Regions from separate parts of the Homo sapiens genome. Here all the other regions are linked to region 5. A link is a contact called in ENCODE Hi-C or POLR2A ChIA-PET data. All regions are on one chromosome and are shown on one strand. The core of a region is the stretch at or near the end of the contact, and the rest is flanking DNA. Distances in the headings are between cores, read along the strand shown.

The links. Hi-C counts contacts between places; a loop is a spot of excess contacts on that map. ChIA-PET counts read pairs that join two places held with the same protein, here RNA polymerase II (POLR2A). Pooled maps may share reads with other maps.
Region 1: a map of naive thymus-derived CD4-positive, alpha-beta T cell shows a loop between it and region 5 (5-fold over the local background). The contact joins the promoter of STC2 here to the promoter of NPM1 in region 5. A Hi-C loop is called at or near these places in 1 of 168 maps with a recorded cell type or tissue (naive thymus-derived CD4-positive, alpha-beta T cell), 1 of 37 single-sample maps with no recorded cell type and 10 of 50 pooled maps. POLR2A ChIA-PET finds 5 or more read pairs at or near these places in 1 of 52 experiments (activated T-cell).
Region 2: a loop to region 5 is called in a pooled map, with 2.8 times the contacts of the local background. The contact joins the enhancer-like site here to the promoter of NPM1 in region 5. A Hi-C loop is called at or near these places in 2 of 50 pooled maps. POLR2A ChIA-PET finds 5 or more read pairs at or near these places in 2 of 52 experiments (BJ and MCF 10A).
Region 3: a map of CD4-positive, alpha-beta T cell shows a loop between it and region 5 (13-fold over the local background). The contact joins the promoter of DUSP1 here to the promoter of NPM1 in region 5. A Hi-C loop is called at or near these places in 6 of 168 maps with a recorded cell type or tissue (B cell, CD4-positive, alpha-beta T cell, CD4-positive, alpha-beta memory T cell and 2 more), 4 of 37 single-sample maps with no recorded cell type and 13 of 50 pooled maps. POLR2A ChIA-PET finds 5 or more read pairs at or near these places in 1 of 52 experiments (naive thymus-derived CD4-positive, alpha-beta T cell).
Region 4: a map of CD4-positive, alpha-beta T cell shows a loop between it and region 5 (4-fold over the local background). The contact joins the promoter of ERGIC1 here to the promoter of NPM1 in region 5. A Hi-C loop is called at or near these places in 1 of 168 maps with a recorded cell type or tissue (CD4-positive, alpha-beta T cell), 1 of 37 single-sample maps with no recorded cell type and 8 of 50 pooled maps.
Region 6: a map of CD8-positive, alpha-beta T cell shows a loop between it and region 5 (4-fold over the local background). The contact joins the promoter of BNIP1 here to the promoter of NPM1 in region 5. A Hi-C loop is called at or near these places in 2 of 168 maps with a recorded cell type or tissue (CD8-positive, alpha-beta T cell and naive thymus-derived CD4-positive, alpha-beta T cell), 1 of 37 single-sample maps with no recorded cell type and 16 of 50 pooled maps. POLR2A ChIA-PET finds 5 or more read pairs at or near these places in 2 of 52 experiments (WTC11 and activated naive CD4-positive, alpha-beta T cell).

What each region holds. Positions count from the first base shown.
Region 1 is chr5:173,327,115-173,329,814 of GRCh38, forward strand. STC2 (stanniocalcin 2) reads right to left here and starts at 1,300. Exons shown (of 4, transcript NM_003714.3): 1 at 929-1,300. The coding sequence starts at 1,079. It overlaps LOC124901137 (a long non-coding RNA gene), which reads left to right and starts at 1,485. Exons shown (of 2, transcript XR_007059056.1): 1 at 1,485-2,637. RefSeq lists a silencer at 2,494-2,700.
Region 2 is chr5:169,701,941-169,704,640 of GRCh38, forward strand. It overlaps DOCK2 (dedicator of cytokinesis 2), which reads left to right. Exons shown (of 52, transcript NM_004946.3): 14 at 363-487. Among named protein-coding and RNA genes, the nearest start is that of DOCK2, 66 kb to the left of the region's middle. RefSeq lists enhancers at 973-1,022, 1,083-1,492. Within about 2 kb of position 1,356, at least 2 of the 41 ENCODE cell types and tissues checked have a DNase peak (open chromatin) inside an H3K27ac peak, as active enhancers do.
Region 3 is chr5:172,769,745-172,772,444 of GRCh38, forward strand. It overlaps DUSP1 (dual specificity phosphatase 1), which reads right to left and starts at 1,451. Exons shown (of 4, transcript NM_004417.4): 1 at 842-1,451; 2 at 417-562; 3 at 1-50. The coding sequence starts at 1,208. It overlaps LOC105377730 (a long non-coding RNA gene), which reads left to right and starts at 2,467. Exons shown (of 3, transcript NR_188285.1): 1 at 2,467-2,700. RefSeq lists silencers at 799-908, 1,449-1,898 and enhancers at 938-1,699, 1,009-1,278, 1,700-2,461, 1,926-2,700, 2,462-2,700 and 1 more.
Region 4 is chr5:172,832,835-172,835,534 of GRCh38, forward strand. It overlaps ERGIC1 (endoplasmic reticulum-golgi intermediate compartment 1), which reads left to right and starts at 1,417. Exons shown (of 10, transcript NM_001031711.3): 1 at 1,417-1,599. The coding sequence starts at 1,580. RefSeq lists silencers at 1,270-1,669, 2,040-2,089, 2,100-2,179 and enhancers at 2,163-2,700, 2,650-2,700.
Region 5 is chr5:171,386,404-171,389,103 of GRCh38, forward strand. It overlaps NPM1 (nucleophosmin 1), which reads left to right and starts at 1,446. Exons shown (of 11, transcript NM_002520.7): 1 at 1,446-1,603. The coding sequence starts at 1,546. It overlaps MIR3912 (microRNA 3912), which reads right to left and starts at 357; the gene lies at 253-357. RefSeq lists silencers at 1,727-1,786, 2,107-2,166.
Region 6 is chr5:173,143,264-173,145,963 of GRCh38, forward strand. BNIP1 (BCL2 interacting protein 1) reads left to right here and starts at 1,268. Exons shown (of 6, transcript NM_001205.3): 1 at 1,268-1,366. The coding sequence starts at 1,283. RefSeq lists enhancers at 1,461-1,989, 1,931-2,000.

The sequences.
Region 1 (2,700 bases), core at 50-2,549, 1.9 Mb after region 5:
ACCCCACGCGCCGCCGGGGCAGGACCGCACAGGGCCGCCATTCACTCACTTGGGGCGTCCCTAATGGGCACTCGTGCATTCCAGCTCGTGCGGTGAGCGCACGCACGCCGCCGCTGCCGCGTTCACACGGCCCCCCAAAGTCGGGGGAGGGGTCGTGGAGCGAAGGAGCTGTAGGCAGATTTTCTTTCTCTTTCCGAGCTGGGAAAAGGGCCAGCCCCGTGCCCTGCACGCCTGGCTCTGCTTTGCAGCTTGCCGGTGAGCCAAGAGCCGGTAGAGCAGAGGAGGCGCACGGTTCGGGTCGTGTCACCATTTCTTGGCTTGCTGACCTGGCCAGGAGCTGGGGATGGCGGCAGCACCGCGGAGGTACGCTTTGCGCTGCCCTCACGCTCCCTTCCGAAAGCAGTGCCCCCAGGGGGAAAGTTCGCAATGCCATTTGTCTCGCCGGCAAAGTTCTGGGATGTCGGGCATCTTTTGAGGAGGGGGAAGACGCGGCACCCTTACTGAGGCCGGCAGGCCAGGAAGAGAAGTTCTCCGGGCGCAGGGCGCAGCCCAGCTCCGGGGACCCTCTGGGCCTCCCGCGTGCCGGCCGGGATGAAGCGCGCTTTGCACCGGACCCGGGATTCGGGGGCGGGGGCTGGCGCTGGCAGCGTCAGACGCTGCTTCATTTCCCCTCGACCCTGGGGAGGACAGCAACAAGTCCTGCCCCAGCCATTTCATCACCCTGCTAGCACGTGCAGATTCCGGGCCCTCGGAGCCCGGCGCGGACCTCGCCTTGCCTCGCGCTTCCCTTTGCACGTCCCGTGCCATCCCAAGAGTTTGCGTGGCCCTGGGTGGGCGCCTGGCTCCCGGCGAAACGCCTGGGGCGCGCCGCGTGGGTGCACGGTGTCCTCTCCCAGTAGCTCCCGGCTGCGGGGGCACATGCACTTACCTGTATTCTGCAGGGACAGGCGGCCTTTCTGCTGGGAGCTCCTGTCTTGGGGACCCTCGGGTGGGTTGGTGGCGTCGGTCCCCCGCGCCGGGTCAAAGGTGGCCAACACCAAAGCCAGGGTCATGAACTGGCCCAGCCGCTCGGCACACATGGTTCTTGGTATTAACCTCCCGTCGGGAGACCTGGATCCTTTGTGCTCCCCTCTTCCTCCTCCTCCTCTTCCTCCTTCGCCGCTTCCCCTCCTCCTCCCACTCTTCCTTTTTGCTCGCCTTTTCCCTCCTCCTCGCGGCCGCGGCTCGGATAGAGGTTACCCAGCGCCCTCCCGTAGCTCTCCGGAGAGCATGTGACCAGGCCGTTAGCAGCGCCGCGAGTGCCCGGCAATGGCAGGGATGGTGCCTCAAATATCCCTGGAAGCTCTGGTGTCACTTGAATGAAGGAGTCGAGCAGGTGTTGTCCCGGCGGCTGGACCAATCCGAGACCCCGGCCCTTTTGACAACACGGCCGGGAGGCGGGGCCTGCGCTCAACTACTACAGGAGGAAGCCGAGCGCCGCTGGGAGCGCCGGACAAAGTTGCCGACCTGGCGGCGGCCACGCGTTTGCGTGCGTGTGTATGAGTGTGTGTGAGCGCGGCCGGAGATGCGTGCGCGTGTGCGGGTGCTCCAGGGCAATGGTCGAAAGGACTGTACAATATAAGAGCGAATCCAAGCTCCAGTTGCTGTTAAAGGGGGACGGTGTGCTCTGGGACAGTGTCCCTGGGGCCCCTGGCTCGCGTCACACCCACATCGGGTTGGGAAAGTTTCCTCTTTCCGCCGTTTGGAATTCAGTGAGATTCCCAGCCCAGAGGACTTGATAAATTGAAGCAGTTTCCTAGGCACAATGATGCTGTGGGCCAACTGAGCACACATGGGAATTCCTGGCCTTGTGACACTTTGCATTAAAAAGAACCCCACGATTGAAGATAGGAGCAGAAGCACTAGATACAGTATTTGGTCTGAGCAACTGCCCTATCTTCCCGCTTTGGTGGGCCGTGCAACACCTGGAGTGTCGTTTCTCGTCTTTCCCCTAATCCAGACGCATTCCAGGCTGGGCTGCAGGGATCCAGGTGACAGTCAGGACTTGCATCATTTCCAGGAGGGTGGCAGGGAGGCCCAAGGCAGCCCTGAGTCAGCCCGCCGCGGAGCATCGCGTGCCCGGAGGCCAGAGCTTGAAAGGCAACTTTACGCGTCTCCAAACACACTCCTGCATTTTCTCAAAGCGCTGCTCGCCACCCCGCTCCGGGTTCCCTTTTACTCTCCAGTCATCCGATGGAAGTGGTGAGAACAAAAACAAAGACAAAAAAGCTAAATCCGGGGAAGTTATCTCCATCTCCTCCCTTTTCTTGTTCGGCCCCCTCCCCAAGAACCGCCGGGTCGGGATAGCCCCCGGCTACTTTCTCACCCGGCCCGTGGAGGGAAGGAGAAAGTTGGGCGCCGCTTGGAGCGCCTCTTCCCCTGCTGTGTGTGTACGTGTGCACGCTCACGTCTCCCCCGCGCCGGGGCCGGGGACAGGAACTGCTCTCGGTCCCGTCACCCCACGGCGCAGCTCGGGGGGCTCGCAGGGCTGGGGGAGGGCGGGGACACGAGCGCCGCGCCCAAGCGCCCCAGGGCACGCACCCGGCGTTGGCGCGCACTCGCCCCTCCCCCCGTCCCCACCCTCCTCCTGGAGAACAGGTGAGCCCCGGTACCAGCTCTCGATCCCCCACCCCCGCCCCGCGCCCCGCCCGCGCCCTCTGC
Region 2 (2,700 bases), core at 106-2,605, 1.7 Mb before region 5:
GTATATGTTTGGTTGTTTTCATGGGACAGGATCAATTCAATTGGAGCTTTCCTTTGCCTTCCCAGAAGGTGTCACTAGAGGATGAAAATTAAATGACTTTTAATGTCGAGAAAAACATGGCCAATTTTGAGTGTCCCTACTTCCCTTTTTGCAACTGATTTCCTAGCATCCCTTCATCCCCGTGTTACCTACTTCTCCAGCCTCCCTGATGAGGGAAAAATGCTTTCTCTAAGCAATTCTGATTTTAATTAATACCAATCCAGGTGGGAGAGCTTCTTCTCACCCTCCATCCCCTCTAGTTAGTCAGCGTCTCTCCTGCTGTAATCCACACTAACTCTTGTCTCTCTCTCCCTCTGCCTCAGGGGATGTCAGGAACGACATCTACATTACTCTCTTACAAGGTGACTTTGACAAGTACAACAAGACCACACAGAGGAATGTGGAAGTCATCATGTGTGTGTGCGCGGAGGATGGCAAAACGCTGCCTGTAAGGGACTCACTGCTGCTCTGGGTGACAGGGTCCGCCTTGGGGGCCTCTGCTTGTAAAGACGTACTTTTCCTCTCCCTGATTCTGTTGTCTAAATGCCAGGTGCCTTTGGGATGGTGTTGAATAATGTGTTCAACACCTTTTGAGCTTGGTTAGTGCAGTGTTCCATAATAAGACCTTGTGATATTTCCTTACACCAAAGCAGTTTTTCAATGTCTGTTCCTTTCCTTTCACAACTTCTTCTTGTATGTATGTATGTATGTATGTATGTATTTATTTATTTATTTACTTTTGCTTGGTCTCAGCTTATAGGTTAGCTTTCTGCAGTTAAAATGTTCTCACTGAAACCTGAGCTGGTTTATTCAGGCAAAGTCCATGGTAAGAAAGAGGATCAATACAGTGCCTTGGGCTGGTGTGGAGGCTCAGGATGTGCTTAAAGCAGGCATTCTCAACACTTAATCTAACTCCCCAGCGCTCAGCCAGAAATGCTGGTGGAAAGCCTTATTCGTAAATTGGTCTCCAGAGAGCTAGCAGGGTGTATTCAGGAATGCAAAGCGCATTGCTATATTTATACAGCATATGTCCTGTCCAATATTTGTCATGTGTGTTTATATTTATTTGCTTGTATTTTCTTTAAGGTTGTCAGTGCTGTGTCCAGTGTGTAGGAGGGTTTTGTTTCTCAGTTCCTCCTGACAGAGTAGTTAGCTGAAAAGAAAATCAGCTCTCAGGAGAAATTTTAGCATGGGCGAATATTCCTCTTAGGCCACTGTGAGTGATCAAATAGCCAAGCAGGGCGGGTGTGTTCATCAGAGAGGGGATGTGAAGATGGAAGAGGCATCATTTTTGTCCTTGGGGCCTGGAGATCAGACTGATACTTTGTACCCAAGAATAACTAACATTCACAGGGGAATTACCATGTGTCAGGCTGTGTGATAGTATGACACATTTCCTTTATTATGCCCCATTTTACAGATAGGGAAACAAAACCCGTGTCACTTACAGTAACTCGCCCAAAGCCATAATGTTAGCATATGTCAGAGATGGGGTTTGACTGGTTCCAGGCCCTCTGAGACACTTCACTACAATGCCCGTACATGTAGCAAAATTCTCCAATTTATTTCTCATTTTAAAAAATGAGGCTAATAACCACTGCTGGCAAATTTGGGAAGATTCATAATCGTTTTTTAAATGTAAAGAAATCCTCACAATTGCCTTTTTGTTCATAAAGACTGGTCATGTTAATTAGTATCTATTTGAACAAAATCTAAGCATTGAACGCATCCTCCTTTTGTTGCAGTCTGAAACTTTTTCCAAAAAATAAAATAAGTGAGAAATACTTGACTCAAAGGAACATAAAGGAGCGGAGGGTTTTTATCTGAAAGGGAAATTGCAATTCCCAAATGTAGAGACCATTGCTTTGAAGTTACTTTTATCCAACTTCCCTGGTAGAGAACTTTTTAACCTCAGCTTCATTTTTGAAACATTGATACGCTTACCTTCCATGTTGCCAAAGGACAAATTAAAAGACACAGTTAACAGGCAAGCAGCCATCTTATCTCCTGTCTGAGCCACTCTTTCTTCCACTTTTGTCACCCTTTCAAGTCACTACCGAGCAGGCTGAGCAGATGCACTTATCCAAGATGAGTAGGTAAGCAGGTATTCTGGGGGCTGACATGGAAAGGGAACTGTGGGGCATGGTGATGATTTGTGGTTTCCTCTATTAGGGAAATTCTGGGGGAGTTCAGTTGACTGACTATTGAAAATTGCTTAGGAAGCCTGTGGGAGGCTTTTCTTTCTCTATTTGTAGAAATAAATATTACTGCCTAATTAAGTGTCAGTCAGTACATTCAAACACTTCTGTTTGATATTGGTGGGCTCCTGTGGAAATGGTCCCCTTTAGAAATATTGATTTCTCCTCCTGCTCTAGGTGCATGCACACTGTCTTTGGCAGAGCAGGACCAGAGGGCAGAGGAGGTTAGGCCTGCTCATGGCTCACCTTGGGGTGTCAAGGGCCTTGCTCAGGAGGGGTCATAGCAGAGAAGCTAATGGGGTGGGCTCTGGGGTCAGGCAGACAGGGTTCAAATTCCAGCCTCCCCTCATATTAGCTGTGTGATCTTAGGCAAGTTTATTCATGTGTAAAAAGAAATAATAACCTCTTCTCGTGGGGTTGCAGGTTAAACAAAAGAGTAGGTATTAAAACAACTAAAAGAGTA
Region 3 (2,700 bases), core at 201-2,700, 1.4 Mb after region 5:
TGATACGCACTGCCCAGGTACAGAAAGGGCAGGATTTCCACCGGGCCACCCTGAAATCCAGAAATATCCAACATTCATCAAGCTTGCTCAAAGCCAAGGCCAGTGCCCATACCCACAAAAACTTTCTGCTGGAAAAGTCAATTTCAGATACCGAGTGAACTCAGTTCTGTTGCTGGAGGATAAATAAATAGGGAACTAAGCCCATTTGCCTGGGCAGGACCAGCAAGTTCATTTCCGTAGAGCCTACAATTGGAGACTCGGCTCCGTCAGACCACTTAACTGTGGAATAAATCATATCCCTGTGTCCCCTCCGTTATAAATAATGCTGCAGGTCACTTTCTATATTCTCCCTGGCACTACTCTTCCATGCCTTTGCCAGTTCTTACTTCTTCCCTGTGGCAGGGACACCTACTAACCTGATCGTAGAGTGGGGTACTGCAGGAACTGCACCCAGATTCCGCGCTGTCAGGGACGCTAGTACTCAGGGGAAGGCTGAGCCCCATGGGGGTCGACTGTTTGCTGCACAGCTCCGGGCAGGAAGCCGAAAACGCTTCGTATCCTCCTGGGAATACAAAGACATTTTTTTTCCCCATTAGTGACACCGGGACACGGCACCTTCATACAACTCCCCCACCCACCAAGGGCTGGAAGTTTACATCGGAAAGGCCCAGGCAAGTCTTTGTTTCCAGAGCCAAACAAAGCCAATGACAAGTTCCAGAGATAAATGTACTCCAGCGCCCACGCGCTGCAGGTGGGGCGATCCCCCGGGAGCCGAGAGCCAGGGGTACCGGGCAAAACCTCAGGGGTGTGCGGCCCGCCCCGAGCTTCCCCGAGGGCGTACCTTTGAGGAAGAAGACTTGCGCGGCGCGCGCCTCGCGGCAGAGCGCGCCGGCCGCCAGGGCCAGGGTGCCGTCGCGCTTGGCGCCGTCCAGGGCGGCGCTGCGCTCGTCCAGCAACACCACGGCGTGGTAGGCGCCGGCCAGCAGGCGGCCGCGGAGCTCGGCGTTGGGCACGATGTGCTCCAGGCCCATGGCGCCCTTGGCCCGGCGCCGCACGATGGTGCTGAAGCGCACGTTGACAGAGCCGGCGATGTGGCCGGCGTTGAAAGCGAAGAAGGAGCGGCAGTCCAGCAGCAGGCATTGCGCCGCTCGCTCCCCCAGCAGCGCCCGCAGGCCTCCAGCGTCCAGGGTGCCCACTTCCATGACCATGGCCGGCCTCAGCGCCCCCAGCGTGATCGGCCCTGCGGTGCTCTTTGTCTGTTCTCGGGGCCAAGGGCAGGGCGGCGCTTTTCGAGGAAAAGCTAGACCCCCGGGTCTCTCTGCGCCGAACCAAAAGCCGCTTTTGGACTGAGAGAGGAGCGTCACGCGGGGCTCCGGGCTCCTCGGCTTCTTCGCGGTTCCCCCGACTGCCCCTCCGACCCGCGTCGCACACACAGCCCAAATGTCCTTCGCAGCGAGCCTGGCCCGGGGAGCGCGTTTATATGCGGCCTCTGGGGGACGGGGCGGGCCAGACCCGCGCGCAGGGGGAGGGGGGGTGTTTGTTTGAATGGTGATCACGTGACGGGGCGGTGACGTCACCCGCCCTGCCAGGCCAGGCGCCGCCGAGCCAGAGGGGGAGACGTCATCAGCCTCGGAGCTGGGTCCGCTCGCCGCGCGCTGGCTCGCGGCCCGGCCCCCGCCCTGCTGTCCGGCCTGCTCTTGGCGCGTCCCCAGGGACCGGACCCGCGCCGCGCTCCAGGCCCAGCGGGGAGGAGGAGGGCTCGCTGCCAGCTGAGGCTGACCTCCGGGATGCGAGCGGCCGGGAGAACGGGCGACGTGCCACCTGCCTTGGCCTCGCCGCTCCTCCCTCTCTCCCTCCCCGAGTCCCCTTCCCCGTGCCCCTCGGCCGCCGACCTGAACCGAAAGGGGCTTCCTGTGCTTTTGCATACTCTTGTGCCCCTTTTCCTCATTTCCTCATCACTAACAGGCGGGGAAACTGAGGTTCCCCAGGCGAAGCGACTGACTTGCCCAGAACCACACTACTGGGGTGGGGGCAGCAAATAGGCGCCTAAGATGAAGTTTAGAGAAAAATGAACAACTCTGCCGATAGAAAAGTCGTCCCTACCAAGACCGACTCGAGCGAGTTGGGGCGGAGAGGTTCAGGGCAATGCTTTCCTGTTTCCCAGACTTTTCTTTAAGGTGGCTTTAAAATATCTACATTTGCCATGAAAGTGTGAGCAAGCAAACTCCCACCGGGAAATAATGCTATTCCTAGTCTTGTGGCCCCCGGAAGACTTGGAGCCAAGGGAGGCAGGTCAGGGGGCTGAAATCCCGGTGAGGGGTCGCAAGGCCCCGCAGTGGATTCCAGGGTTTGGCGTTTGGAGGGGTGAGGGGCGACCCGCAGCGCGACTCGACGGCGCCCCCCAGGGGCCGCCCGACACGTTTCTGTCACCTTGGCTCCAGACTGAGCTTCTCCATCCCTTTCTTTATTATACAAATAGGCAGTATACACAGTGAGCGCCCACTAAGCGCTGGGCTGGGGGCCTCCAACCCGGAACAGAAGCCGGCCACAACCCTCGCTCCCTGTCGTCGCGGCCGTTATAGGCCGAAAGCAAAATCCAATCCCGGGCCATTGTGGGCGGATTGCCAGGACCTGGATCGCAACACTTGGGAAGACCCCCGCCCCGCCCAGCGATCTCCGTGCCCTGAGTCCCAGTGACGG
Region 4 (2,700 bases), core at 167-2,666, 1.4 Mb after region 5:
TTCAGTAGGTCTGGCCTGGGGACAAGAGTCTGTCCTGTGATGGCCATGTGGCTGGTCTGTGGACCACAGTTTGAGGAGGGAGGATTCGAGGTCAAAGATCCATCATTGCATGTTTCCTCCCACACAGGGCCAACGAATGGCTGTTTGGAAGCAGTGGCTGCTCAAGATCCCTTAACTCTCCCTGCTGTCCCTAGGTTTCCAGTTCAGGCTGAGATTTCCTTTTCTCCCCCAACAGTGTCAGACCACTGACACTGAATGAATGAATGAATGAATGAGTGAATGAATGAAAAGGGAACGCAGAGGTCAGGTCCCGGCATATGCTCTAGGGGAAGGCTTTGGTTCACCACGTCACCCTACCCCAGACCCCGTGCTAGTGTTGTCCCTTCTGAATCCTCCCGGAGGAACCAGCACTGCTGTTCCCCTCTATTTACACAGGGGGAAACTGTCCATTGACTCTGCTTTTGGAACCCGAGCCCTCACCATTCTCCCCTGGGTTTTTTGAAGCCCTGTCCCACCACAACCTTGGAGAAAGGGCCAGTGACAGAACCTCGGGGAAGTTCAGAGTGAGTTTCCCCTACTCAGGTCTTGTGTGACCTCAACTACCATCTCCTCTAATCCAGCAGTCACGGAGGCAGCTGCTCTGTATTCCTGAGGAGGAAACTGAGGCTCTAAGAAGGAGACAATCGGCACAGTCCACGTTGGCCAAGTCACAGTGCAGGTCCCATCTGCCTCTGCCACAACCCTGCATGTTCTCGATGGACCTGGTTCAGAGCAGATGCTCTGTGAATGCCCACTGGAGTGAACGACAGGGGCAGATGGAAGCAGGGACAGCCACTGCCAGCCTCAATAGTTTCAGGTGCCTGGCACTGTGCTAAGCCAGTCTCCTGTTTCTCAGCTGATCCCCAGGAAAACCCCCTCAAGTAGGTGTCATCGTCCTCTTTGTGCAGATATGCAAAAGGGGCGGGGCGGGGGGGGGGCGCTCTGAGAAGCCCAGTGGCTTTCCCAGAGAGACACGGCAGGGGCAGAGGTGAGTCCACCTTAACAGCCTAGGATGGCCGACCTCTTCCCTTCCCCCACAGTATTAGGCCCTCACTCAGAGCTAGACGCTGTGCACGGCCAAAGTCTGTATCACCCCGCCCCCCGCCCCCAACTCAATCACAGTTCAGTGAAACTGTTTACAAATGCAAAAAACTGGGCTCGGAGAAGCAGAGAATTTGTCCGAGGGCATCCAAAGAGATGGAGAAGGAAATCTAAGTGGGAGGCTTGAAGGAATGAGTACTGGAGTCTTTGGGGGACTCCCTTCCCTTCCGACAGCCTCGACTCTCCGCCCCTTCCCTGCCTGCCCGCGGGCCCCTTTAACCGGGTGGCGGAAGGGGCGGCCGGGCGGGCGGCGCCCAATGGGCTGCGCGGAGCGTCACTTCCCGGCAGCGGGAGGCGAGTGGCGAGTGGCGAGTGGCGAGTGTCAGGGGGGCGGCCGGCGGGGGCGGGGCGGCCGGAGGAGGCGTTGGCAGCGGGCTCGGACCCACGCGGCGCCGCGGCCCGCCTGGCCTGCAGCGCTCCCACCCCCGGCGGCGGCACGATGCCCTTTGACTTCAGGAGGTGAGTGTGGCGACCCCGGCCAGTCGGGAGTTCCCTCAGCGGGCAGAGGGAGCGCCCCGGCACGCCGCGGACCCCTCCCGCCCTGCATGCAAAAGCGGCTCCCCGCCCTGTGCATGCCTCCGCAGGCCCCTAGGGACCCCAGGCGAGCCCCCCCCCTGCCGCACACGAAGCCAGCCAGAGCCGCGGAGGCCCCCTCGTGCAGCGGGAGACAAATCCACCCACCTTCCCTCCGCCGAGCCCCCTCCCCAGCCTGCCCGGATACCTTGCATTCCCCTCCCCCACACTAGGAAACATTTCCTCCCTCCTCCCAGATGGGAACAGCCCATAACACCCCAGCATCCCTCTCCTCCCTCTACTGAGCCTCCTTGGTGGACCCCACCTCAGCTGACAGGTGGGGCAGGGCACCTGGAATGAGTCCGGAGGGGCCTGGGGCCCCATGCAGCCTGCCGGCAGCTGGAGGGTTTTAAGTTTCTATAGCCTGAGGCTCCCCCAGGCCGGGCAGATCGGGAGGCCTGCCCCCGCCCCTCCCTCCCTCAGCCCCAGCCCTGTCCGCTGGGTATGGGGGCACCATGGGAAGGGGAGGAGGCGCCTTGGGCAGGACTCTGCAGAAGGGCCACCGGGGTCTGGCCTTGGCTTTCTGCAGTCACCACAATGGGTCCTTTGTGGGGTCCAGCTGCCTCATGGTCTAGGTTGCATGGGGCATTCTGGAAGCCTGCGGGGGAAGAGATCTCCACCAGAGGTTCCCTTGAGGTGTGGAGCCCCAGGGGATGTCCTGGCCTGAGGCAGCCACACTTGGTGTCTGGCTGGGAAAAGAGCAGGGCTTTAATGCAGGGAGGAGCTGGATTAGAATCCTGGCTCTGCCCTTTCTACTGAACAGCTCGGTATATTCTAGAAGTTAGGGGCAAAGGCTCTGGGTTCAGAACTCCCTGTCGCCGCTCGGCTGGCTGACCTCAGCAAGTCTCCGAGCGCCCTCAGTTTCACCACCTGCAAATTGGGGCTAAAAATAAGGTCTCCGCTTGTGACGACTGAGTGCGTGAAACACCCTTAGCAGAGTCTGGCATGATTTAGAGCTCAGAAATAGGGCATTAGTGGATGGGGGGT
Region 5 (2,700 bases), core at 196-2,695:
GGAGTTTGAGCCCAGCCTGGAGAACACAGCGAAACCCCATCCCTCCTAAAATACAAAAATTAGTCGGGCGTGGTGGCATGCACCTGTAGTCCTCGCTACTCGGGAGCCCGGGAGGCGGAGGTTGCATCCAGCGGAGATCACGCCACTGCACTCCAGCCTGGACAACACAGCGAGACTCTGTCTCCACACACACACAAAAAAAGGCATAACAAATTTAAGTGACTCAAAGCTTTATGTGACACAGGAGCTCTCAGAAAGGAACAGTTAAATTATAACATGTCCATATTATGCGTTAGTATGTGTCCACAACTAACCCATAATATGGACATGTTATAATTTAACTGTTCATTCCTCTCTTGATAGACACTGAAATCGTCTCTATAATTTTCCTGTAAGAAATAATGCCTTGGGGTGGGGGTGTCTTCCTTTCTGAGGCTATCATTTGTATTCCTCACTTCTTAAATTTGTTTGATATGTTGAGGCTTAAAAAAAAAAGATTACGGGTCTTCAGAACGCCCCAATGCCCGCGGGGTGCTGGGGTGCCTCGGAGTTTGTCAAGGTGTAGCTTAAAACGTTAATTCCCATGCTCGCTCCCAAATATTCGAATTAAGGCTTCTGTAGTTCTTACAAGTCACCCGCTTTCTTTCAGGAGGAATGTTAAAGATTAAGAGCGGCAAGAAGTCAGAGTCGGCCCACCCTCCGAGCTCTCTTAGGGCGATGTCCTTGCTAATTTGGAGACTGATTCAGTCCCCTTTTGGCCCCCAAGTTACGTAAAGATAAGGACTTTGGAGATGTTTTCTCAGGAAGGACAGAGCTGAAAAACAAAGTTCCGTAAGTCTGGCCGGTAACTACATCTTTCCTTCCTAACAAAGAATAAGCCGCAATTCACTCTCTCTGGCACCTGAACTTTGGGGTAACGATTAACTGCGATCCGAAGCCTTCAGGCAAGTAAAAAATTCCTGAAGTGATTACGCCTGTTTGGAGGCTTGCAGGGCACTAGGGGATGGGGAAAGGTGAATCGAGGTGCTCTCTGGCTCATTCGCAGCCGGCTAACCCGCCATATCTTACACAGCTAAGGGCTGCCGACGCCATTTTGCAGGGTGGGCTGCGCAGACTCTTGGCGGGAGGCCGGCGCGCTTGAGCGGGAGAGGACGTGGAAGGGTTGGAGGTGGGGAGTGCGCGTTACGACTGGAAAGCACGCGTGCGCACAGGCGACAGCAGCGGAGGGGTGGGGCCAGTGTACGAGTGCGCGTGCTCGGTGGGAGCCCGCGGAGTACCTGGAAGGAGGTGGGGGCGAGGTAGAAAGGAGTGGGGTTGAAAAGCGCTTGCGCAGGACGGCTACGGTACGGGGGTGGGAGGGCTTCGGAGCACGCGCGCGGAGGCGGGACTTGGGAAGCGCTCGCGAGATCTTCAGGGTCTATATATAAGCGCGGGGAGCCTGCGTCCTTTCCCTGGTGTGATTCCGTCCTGCGCGGTTGTTCTCTGGAGCAGCGTTCTTTTATCTCCGTCCGCCTTCTCTCCTACCTAAGTGCGTGCCGCCACCCGATGGAAGATTCGATGGACATGGACATGAGCCCCCTGAGGCCCCAGAACTATCTTTTCGGTAACTGCTGGGGGGAGCTGGAGCGAGGCCGAGCGGGGCCTGGTGGCGGTGAGGGTGGGGGTGAGGGGCGGGAATCCGGCTGCAACCGGGTCTGGTGGAGACCGCCAGACCGACGGGAGGCCTGAGCGGGTGGGAAGAGCTGCCTGAGCCCTGGACCTGGAGGGATTGGAGCCGCGGGGGGAGCCGGTGGCGTGAAGGGGGAGGAGACGAGCGGCCTGAAGCGTCTGGGGCGTGAGCGGTCCGAGGCCCGGGGCCTGAGGTAAAGTGGAACCGGCCGCCTGGAAGTTCGGCCTTTGCCGGGGATACGTGGCGGAGCTCCAGGCGTGGTTTATTTTCTAACGGCGGTGGTTCATAGGCTTCTGATGCCAGGCCCCGGGTTGGTGGTCCTGGAGGCTGGGTTCACCGGGAAGCATGGGCCTGCTTGTTGGAGCGGGTAGATGCACAGCCTGGCGTTATTCTGGCCTCAGAGCCTGGAGCTGCCGGACGTAGACTTACCTCGCGTGCTTCGGCCAGTTACTGGGGGTGGGGAGGCGCGGCGCGGCGTGAGGAGGCCGCAACCGCTGGGAGCACGTGGTTGCCACGTGGTTGGGGGAGGGAGGGGGGTGTGGGCGCTACATCCGGGACTCACCGGCGTGTTGCCACTCGTGAGCCAGGGATGCTGTGGCTCTGTTGAAGTGGGAAATGTTAAGAGGCTGGTAGCACTAGGGTTCTGGAGGTCTTTGTTCAGTGCTTACAGCATGTACTGTGATGGCAGCTCTCATTTTTTTGAGCCCCTTTTCTGTCTCACTGCGGTAGGTGGAGCTAGCCCCACTTTGCAGATGAGGATACTGGTGCCCAGAGATAAACTCACTTAACGAAGGTTGTACTTAGTAAAGGCAATAAGAGACTAAATCTAAACCAAGACGCTTGACTCCGTAGCTGCTGCTTCGTGAATATTAATGAGGCTTCGTTTTAGGGGGACGTCCTCGCATGCCGCCATTTGTGCGGCATTGACCAAACTGCTTTTCTAAATACAAGAAACACGTAGAGTGTTCGGTTTGAGTCAGATCAAGACCTAAGACTATTCGCAGAATTTTGGGAGCACCACCCCCCTCGAC
Region 6 (2,700 bases), core at 18-2,517, 1.8 Mb after region 5:
TCAAGGGTGGTTGTGAGGATTAAGAGAGATGAACATGGTCGGGCACAGTGGCTCACGCCTGTAATCCCAGCACTTTGGGAGGCCGAGGCGGGTGGATCACGAGGTCAGTTCGAGACCAACCTGACCAATATGGTGAACCCCGTGTCTATGAAAAATACAAAAATTAGCTGGGCATGGTGGCACGCACCTGTAATCCCAGCTACTCAGGAGGCTGAGGCAGGAGAATTGCTTGAACCTGGGAGGTAGAGTTTGCAGTGAGCCAAGATTGTGCCATTGCACTCCAGCCTGGGCAACAGAGCGAGACTCCGCCACAAAAAAAAAAAAAAAAAAAGAGAGAGAGATGAACATTCAAGTCCTAAGCCTTTAGGTCCTCACAATCTATGCTTGCTGAAGTGACCCGAACAAATGCAGATGGAGTGGGGTCGAGTGGGGGAAACGCTTTCTAGGGAGAGGGAACACCACATTCTAAGGCTACACATCCAGAAGGAGCTTGAGCAATCCAGGAAGGGCGCAGGGTGCGGTGGCTGATGGCCGGGGTGGCTGATGGCCTTGAGGACCAGCTAAGAAACTTGGATTATTTACTAACAAAAATAAAAGAGCCACCATTTGTTGAGGGTTTGCTCTGACATTTCCATCAAAACTACCTTAGCAAGGTAGATTTAATAAATCCAGTTGTATACAAAAGGGAAACACGAGAAGCCATAGAAGGGCTGCATACAGGTAGGTGACTTGATCAATTTCGTGTTTTACAAAGATCCCTTAGATCATGTGTTGGAGTGATAGGAGGTACTCTACCGACCTGCCTTGAACTCCATACTTTAAAAAATATATGACGTTTATCATTTCCTCTTTTACTCCACAATTTATACTCACTGTAGAAAATATTAAAAATATAAGAAAGTTTGAAGAAACAAAAAATTATTACTGGTACTTTCCAGAGACATCTCAATTGATACTTTTCTTCCAGTCTTTTTTTTTCTATGTAAAAAATATATAGTTATTAGAATGCCTGACAGAAGGAAGATGGAAAGAGACCACTGTGAAGCGTTCTTGATATTCCCTCTTCCCTTCCTCTCCATGTTATTAGGGCCATACCAAGAGGAGAGGCTGATTTCCCTACACGTGTCAGGGAAAGTCCCAACTCTGCGCAGTGACCCTCGCTTGCCATTTTCGCCGGTCTCTAGGGGGCGCTGCCCCGAGACTGGGTGGGGAGGGAAAGAAGGTGGTGCGAAAACGCGTTTGAACTTGGGTCCTGCCGCTGCCCGTAGCCGGCGTCCCCAACATGGCGGCTCCCCAAGACGTCCACGTCCGGATCTGTAACCAAGAGATTGTCAAATTTGACCTGGAGGTGAAGGCGCTTATTCAGGTACTGATCCCGGGACCCCTGCCGGGCTCCAGCAGCCCTAACCCAAGCTCTGCTGGTCTGTGAGCTTGGCAGTGTCACTCCCGAACTTTCCCCACTTGGTTTCCCAGACCACAGGCTCCGCCCCATGGTCGGCTACCCCCCCGGTCCCCATTTGGTTGTGTCCCGGTGACTGCTGGCCTTGATCCTTTTTCCGGGTGCCGCCGGATCTCCCATCCCCAGAGCACCCCACTGTTCTCCGCCCCTGACTCAGCTACTGCTTCGGGGCTCGGCTTTGCCCCTTCCACCTGCAGCCCTGGTCGTCGCCCCGCCCCTGACTACCTCACAACCTACCTGTCACCCTGCTTGGCCCCGCCCTCTGACGCTGCTTCAGCATCCTCTGGTAGCGTCCGGGAGGCAGCTAGCCCCGCCCCCTGCTGGCCAGCTCTCCTGGCATCCAAGGCCACCTGGCACGGGAGGCACCGGGTGAAACGAATGTAACCTGGACCGTAGTTGTGATTTTATGCTTGAGGAAATCGAGTACGGCGCCAAGGCCTAGGTTAGAAGGCATACCTGGGTCAGTGGCAAAACTGGGACCTGGACTGTGAAAGTCAACCTAGGAATAACACCTTAGAGTGTTACCCCGTTTGAACAGATAGGAAATGAAGTGTTTCGCCTTAAGCCATTTAAGGGTAGAGGTAAAATAAACGAGTGGACTTAGGCAAGAATTGGGAGTGTAGACACGGTTCCATGAGTTCAGCAAAAAGAAACCGAGTTTTAAACCTTGTTTTTGCTTGTTTGTTTTTGTTTTTTTGAGACGGAGTCTCGCTCTGTCGCCCAGGCTGGAGTGCAGTGGCGCGATCTCGACTCGCGGCAAGCTCCGCCTCCCGGGTTCCCGCCATTCTCCTGCCTCAGCCTCCTGAGTAGCTGGGACTACAGGCACCCGCCACCACGCCCGGCTAATTTTTGTGTTTTGCTTAGTAGAGACGGGGTTTCACCGTGTTAGCCAGGATGGTCTCGATCTCCTGACCTCGTGATCCGCCCGCCTCGGCCTCCCAAATTGCTGGGATTACAGGCGTGAGCCACCGCGCCCGGCCTAAACCTTGGTTTTTAAAAATAATCATTTTCAACAAAGTCACTAAACATTAGATGTAGACTCAGAGTTTGTAACAAGGTGTGGCAAAAAGTGCAGGAAAATAGGGCTCCCCAGATAAACCAGATGCAGAATAAACCAAATTAGATGCAGAATAAACAAATACGGTGCAAAGAAGTGTGATTAAATGAATAAGCCAGAGAAAAAGTGAAATTTGATGCAGATATTTAAAACTTCTTGAACTTCACTTCTCTGATGTATACAT